2 separate regions of the Mus musculus genome follow, and region 1 is linked to region 2. A link is a loop called in an ENCODE intact Hi-C map of the cell type or tissue named here. Cell type or tissue: left cerebral cortex. All regions are shown on one strand. Links, peaks and the distances in the headings refer to the core of each region. The heading gives the core; the rest is flanking DNA. Region 1 holds the start of Twist2 (twist basic helix-loop-helix transcription factor 2). Region 2 has its middle 4.5 kb from the start of Gm46242.

The links. Peaks named below come from ENCODE experiments on the same cell type or tissue, not always from the same donor. Only the 100,000 strongest peaks of a DNase experiment are listed, where the experiment ranks them.
Region 1: it touches region 2 in a loop (1.9-fold over the local background); 2 of 42 quality-filtered maps call a loop at or near these places.

What each region holds. Positions count from the first base shown.
Region 1 is chr1:91,800,385-91,803,287 of GRCm38, reverse strand. Twist2 (twist basic helix-loop-helix transcription factor 2) reads right to left here and starts at 1,827. Exons shown (of 2, transcript NM_007855.3): 1 at 1,139-1,827. The coding sequence starts at 1,661. The coding sequence ends at 1,179. In left cerebral cortex, for the core only: a CTCF peak has its summit at 1,628; DNase peaks (open chromatin) are centred at 1,215 and 1,411; H3K4me3 peaks cover 2,024 bases.
Region 2 is chr1:91,873,739-91,876,641 of GRCm38, reverse strand. No RefSeq gene overlaps it. Among named protein-coding and RNA genes, the nearest start is that of Gm46242, 4.5 kb to the left of the region's middle. In left cerebral cortex, for the core only: a CTCF peak has its summit at 1,778 (motif pointing right); DNase peaks (open chromatin) are centred at 499 and 1,810.

The sequences.
Region 1 (2,903 bases), core at 222-2,721, 73 kb after region 2:
TGGATAATCATGTTAATCTTGATTAATCCAAATTCTTTCTGTGTTAAGCGGAGACTTTCATTTAAAAAAAAACACACAAGATGCATGAAAAACGAAGGAAAATTAAGTGGGAAGAATTTTCTATACCACGCTCCCCTCGAAGATCTAAGCAAGGCCTCAGGGAAGCAGAGCCTGCAGGATACTGCCCCTGGGGCTGCCTGGGGATTTGGGATGTGTCTGCTAAGCAGCGGGTGCAGGACATGATAAACGCTCTCTGAAACACCAATCCGGTGCTCAGCTGTGCTGAGCTGCCTTCTTCCCAGGCAAGGCCCTGCTCACACTGCTTCTTCATCCACACCCACCGCACACTCAGACCTGTTACCCAGCCTGAATCCCTTGCCTCTGTGTCTTTCCAAGTTCAAGGATGGTGGTACTTAAGCACACAACTCTAAATACGATCCACCTGCTTGCAGGCAGCCAGAGACTCCAAGCCGCTACATCCACCCAGGCCTGGGCGCTTGAGGGTTCCATACTTTTGGGGCGACAAGGGTCTACTGCATTCTTGGCGCCCAGAGATTTGCTCCTCTGTGAACCTGGAGCCCCAGCGCTGAACAGAAACCTCTCTGCCGCGCCAGGGGCCAGCATCATCTTACGTACTGAGCCGGCTAGGGCTTGAACGCCCTAGCATCCAAGGCGCGGGCCGGAACTGCGGATCAGAAAGAGCGGATTGTCTGTACCACGCGTGGGCTCCTCAGCTCCATAGAATGAGCGCGAGGCAACAGGTCGGCCACAACCCAGCGGGCATCGCATCTCCTGGCCTCCGCTGGCCTAAGGAAGACGTTTTGACAACCGCTCCCCACAGAGTCACCCACAGATACCCATCCACCAAAAATGAAAAGTGACCATTTGTCCAATAAGTGTATTTGGACCCTGATGGGGAACCACAGGCGGGTGGATTCCGAACGGATACCCTTGGCAAAAGACCTTGGGCGTGCCCCCGGGGTAGGAGAGTTTTCTCAGGTCGCGCCAACCCTTGCAGGGTGAGGAAGCTCACCCCATCCCTGTGCGGTTGCCTGAGGTACCTTCACGAGGAGAGATACACTGGCCCGTCCGCCCACCCACCCGTGCGTCGTGGATGCCCACCACACGCAGCACCTACCCTGGCTTGCGGCTCCGGAGGTGGATGGCACGGCGCGGCGCTAGTGGGAGGCGGACATGGACCACGCGCCCTCCATGCGCCACACGGAGAAGGCGTAGCTGAGACGCTCGTGAGCCACGTAGCTGCAGCTGGTCATCTTATTGTCCATCTCGTCGCTCTGGAGAACCTGGTAGAGGAAGTCTATGTACCTGGCGGCCAGCTTGAGCGTCTGGATCTTGCTGAGCTTGTCAGAGGGGAGCGTGGGGATGATCTTGCGCAGCGCGGCGAAGGCCTCGTTGAGCGACTGGGTGCGCTGGCGCTCGCGCACGTTGGCCAGGATGCGCTGGCTCTGCAGCTCCTCGAAAGACTGCGCGCTCGGGCTGCCCTTCTTGCCGCGCTTACCCGGGGTCGGGCTGCCATCTTCGCTCGATTTCTTGCTGTAGCGCCGCTTCCGGCCGAAGCGCTTGGGCTGCCTCTCCAGCTCTTCCTCACTGGTGCCCAGACTGTCCACGGGGGACACCGGCGAGCTGGAGCCCTCCTCCATGGCGCCCGCCCGGCGCGCGTGGGGCTGGGGGGCGCCGAGCGCACGCCACTGGCCAAGCCCGCGGCCGCCGAGCACAGGCTCCCGGGTCGCTCTCAAAGGCTCTGATTTCGAGGCCGGCTTGTGCAAAACCGAGGTCTCCGGGAGAGGAAGTTATTCTAACTTTTTTGGAAACTCTATCCCGGCTGGGTTGCTAAATAGCTGTCAGGAGCGAGGGCGGCGCGCTGATTGGCCACCGTGGCCAGGGGCAGGACAAATTCTGGGGCCTTCGCCGGCCGCCCCCGCCCCCCCCCCCCCCCCCGGGCGGCACTTTCAGTTTTGTCTCCGCTTTTTTCGGCCCTGACTGTGGCCCGCATCTCGGAGGCCAGATCCGCGCGCTCAGCCTGCGCTCCTACCCCAGGCGCGGGCCGCTAATCAGCGGTGCTGACCTCTAAGTTCAACGGTGCCTGCCTTTGTCTGAGTCTCCTGGAGCAGATTTGGCCCTGCCAGGGTTCAGGGTCTCTGCGAGGGGTGGAGGAGGCAAGTCCAAGCCCAGATGTGCTCCGTGGACCAAGGACGCAGCTGGGAGCCTCTTGGGGCGCGCACTGAGACCTCCGGCGTCTGCAACGCGATCCTGCCCGCAGTGAGTGGAGCTGTGCAGGCAGAGTGCCACGACCCGGGGCAGGGCAGATACTCGCCTGTTGGCAGAGATGTCCACCCCCACGATCTCGCCTCTAGGATCTATAGAGACGCCGCCCGGCTCGGGCCAGTATGCAAGTTGGAGATCCTTTTTCAATCCCGATTTTCTGGGCTACTTCAGCCTGGACACGTTTTCAGAACCTGCCCCCTAAATGCTTTATAGCTTAGGCATCACAGCGAGCCTCTGCGGGAGCGCCCATGTGCCCGCCATGCCTGCCTACCTGACCTTGCCCTGAGTGTTGGATCCCGGTTTGGGGTTCAGCCTCAGCCTCTGTACTGTGCTTCACTTGCAGGCGGGTGGTGGGCCCAGAACACTGAGACTAGGGAGAGGCTGAACCTGTCTGAAGTCCCCTGCCCTGGGCACTGATGGGCAGGGCAGGAGGGCTCAGGATTGCAGAACATTGGGCCAGGCCTTGGTGAACAGACATCACGGATCCCGGCCCTTTGCCATCTGGACTCTGAGCGCCGAGCGCCAGCCAGCGCGTTTGAAGTGCTTGGGGTCTCTTTGTTCGCCAGGCCGCTCTAGCTGGGGCCTGGAGGTGGTTTACAGCTTCCTTGCCTTTGAAC
Region 2 (2,903 bases), core at 248-2,747:
CATAGACACACACACACTCTCTCTCTCTCTCTCTCTCTCTCTCTCTCTCTCTCTATATATATATATATATATATATATATATATATATATATATATATATATTGCTGCTACTGTTTTCAGACACCAGAAGAGCACACTGGATCCCATTACAGATGGTTGTGAGCCACCATGTGGTTGCTGGAAATTGAACTCAGGACCTCTGGAAGAACAGTCAGTGCTCTTAACCGCTGAGCCATCTCTCCAGCTCCAGCTCCAGCCCCAGCCCCAGCCATAGATTTTTTTTGCACAGGTGAATGCTTCCACACGTACAAAAGATTCCCCTCTATGCTGGTGGGGCCAAAAGGAAGTCCTTAAGTCCTTAGCCACTGTTGGTGAGGATATAAATGAGCCCAGCCACTGTGGAAATTAGTATGAAGATTCCTTAAAGCAAACAGAGAACCTACCTCCTGGTAGAGACCTGGAGGAATCTACTGTAGGCACATCACAGCAACACCTCCACACTTGCACTTTTTGAGACGCTAGTCACAATAGCTGAGTCAGGGAACCAGCTTGTCTGTCAGTAGATGGATGGATAAAGAATATGTGGTCCATACACACATGGGGTTTTACTCAGCCATGAAGAGGGACAAAATGATACCACTTATTAGAAAAACAGAATGCAACCAGAGATCACGTTAAGTAAAATAAGCAGATGCAAAAGGACAAATATCACACACACACACACACACACACACACACACACGTGTGTATATATGTGTGTATGTGTGTGTGTGTAAACCTATATATCTCTAGCCACATGAAGAGGATGGAGACTATGGGAAGGGAGTAGTCTGAGGAAGAAAGGGGAGGAGGACTGAAGGGATGAAGGAGCCAATAAGGTCAAAGCACAATGATGCACATGAAAGAAACTGTCCCCAGCAAACCCACACTATGCATGATGAACCCAGGCCAAGAACAACATAATGAAGGAAATCCTGAGCGCATGCTTGTGGTGTTGGTGGATTCAGGCCCGAGGGCTCCTGTACTGTCCATGAGGGAAAGGGTCAAGCGTTTATGCCCCTGCCTCAGGAGTTGAAAGGGTGGGCCTGCTGTGGGGCTAGTGTTCCTCTCCAGGGCCCTTGAGTTCTGGGGTAACTACATTTAGCTACTTGGGGTGGAGTTCCAGGCAGTGAGCCCAGGGATGTACCCTGGCCACTTCCTCAGCCCAACCCTGGGACACAGGAAAGGGTGCAGTCTGGGGTCTTGGAAAGGCTTCTCCAATTGCACTCTGGGTCATCGCTATGGAGACGATAGGGCTGGTGTGGAGGTTTATGTGTGAGCTGGGACCTCTGTGTACTTCCATACCCTGGTCCACAGAAGACTATGGCTGAGAGCAAGCAAGGGAGAGGGAGCTGGCATTATGCCACTCTGGCCCTTGGGTGTGCCCACAGGTACACACAGCAGGGAGGCTTGCTGCAGGCGAGACAGGCCTGTGGGAGAGCCCTTCATCCTGAAAGACTACAGTACTCATGGTGCTCTTGGGGGTTACTATGGCTAGGAACCCTGTGGATCCTGTATCCACATCTCCTTCCCAACGGTAGGGCTTGAGGGTCTTCTCAGGTAGGTCCTCTGCTTCCCTGTTGGACTCTGTCAGGGTCAGGGACACAGGGCCTCACAGATAACAACTTTTCTCATCATCTGTGACTCAGAAGGGGACTAGTTCTCTGGGTTGTTCCCCAAGGACCTAAGAGTTGCCCAAGTGGTCAGCTCCAGGTCAGTCACAGAACAGCAGCAATTGCGAGCTTTAGCCACCAGGTGGCAGAGGAGATTTCAGTGTGGTTGAGATGGTCAACAGCCCATGTGACCACACAGCCCAAGGTCTCTGGCTGCCACAGAGCAGGTGAAGAAAAGGGGCCGAGGAGACAAGATGGGCATTGGGTGAGGGTGGGTCAGTCTAACCTGTTGCACCAGGCTTCATTAAAGGGTGGCTAAGAAAGCTGGGCCAAGGACTCCAGGCTGTGGCAGAGGGCTTGGGCCAAGCAGACAGATGTTCTTGGAGAAACAATGACCTGAACCTTGGCCTCTAAAGCCCTAGAACCGCAGAACGGGAAAACCCTACCTACGTGTACACCTGAGGTCTGAGACTTGCGCCCCTCCCTCAATCTCTTCTCTGCCAGGAGCACCCCAACCTACTTCATCCCTCATCCCCTTCTAGTGTTCAAGGTGAGAGCAGCCAGCTGTCTGTGGATTCCTTGGTGCTCCATGCTAGTGGTTCATTAGTCCTGGTCCTGGCATGGCTTGTTGGTCCCAGGAACATCAATAGAGGGTGGTATGGGGCATTGAAAGGAAGCTTACACAGGCCGGTTGCCTCCAGATAAGCAGACACTCTCCCTGTCTGTGTGGCCACACATGGATTTGCCTTTGATAGCCAGAGCAAGAAAAATGGTCTCCGCTCGTTGGGCTGAGCAGACCCTGGTTTACCTGAGTAGGTGGGCACCAGGATAAGGGAAAGCATGGGAGCCAAAGGTGGGGCAGCTCAGTGAGGACTGGAGGAAGGAGGACAGTGAGGACTGGAGATGCTCCAGGTAACAACCGAGGGACCTGACGTGTGGGTAGCTGCGGTCACCTCAGGGCTAATCTCTTGGTGGCAAAGGGATACAAGTCTGCAGTGGGATCCCCTGGTGTGGCTTGTTGATGTAGCTGGACTCTCTCCCCCCTTGCTGGGGAGGGTCAGCAGAGGTTGGAGGTCAGACCCTGACTCAGCTCGGCTTGACGAATTTACTTTTAAACAAACTCCTCTGGGCTTTTCCCCTGAGGCCTGTCACATAAATTTCTATTTAGTGCCACTGGGTCTCCAGCCAGGGAGCTGCCAGGATGTTTTGAGAAGAAGCTGGGAGATCACATGGTCTTGTCTCAGGGACTGT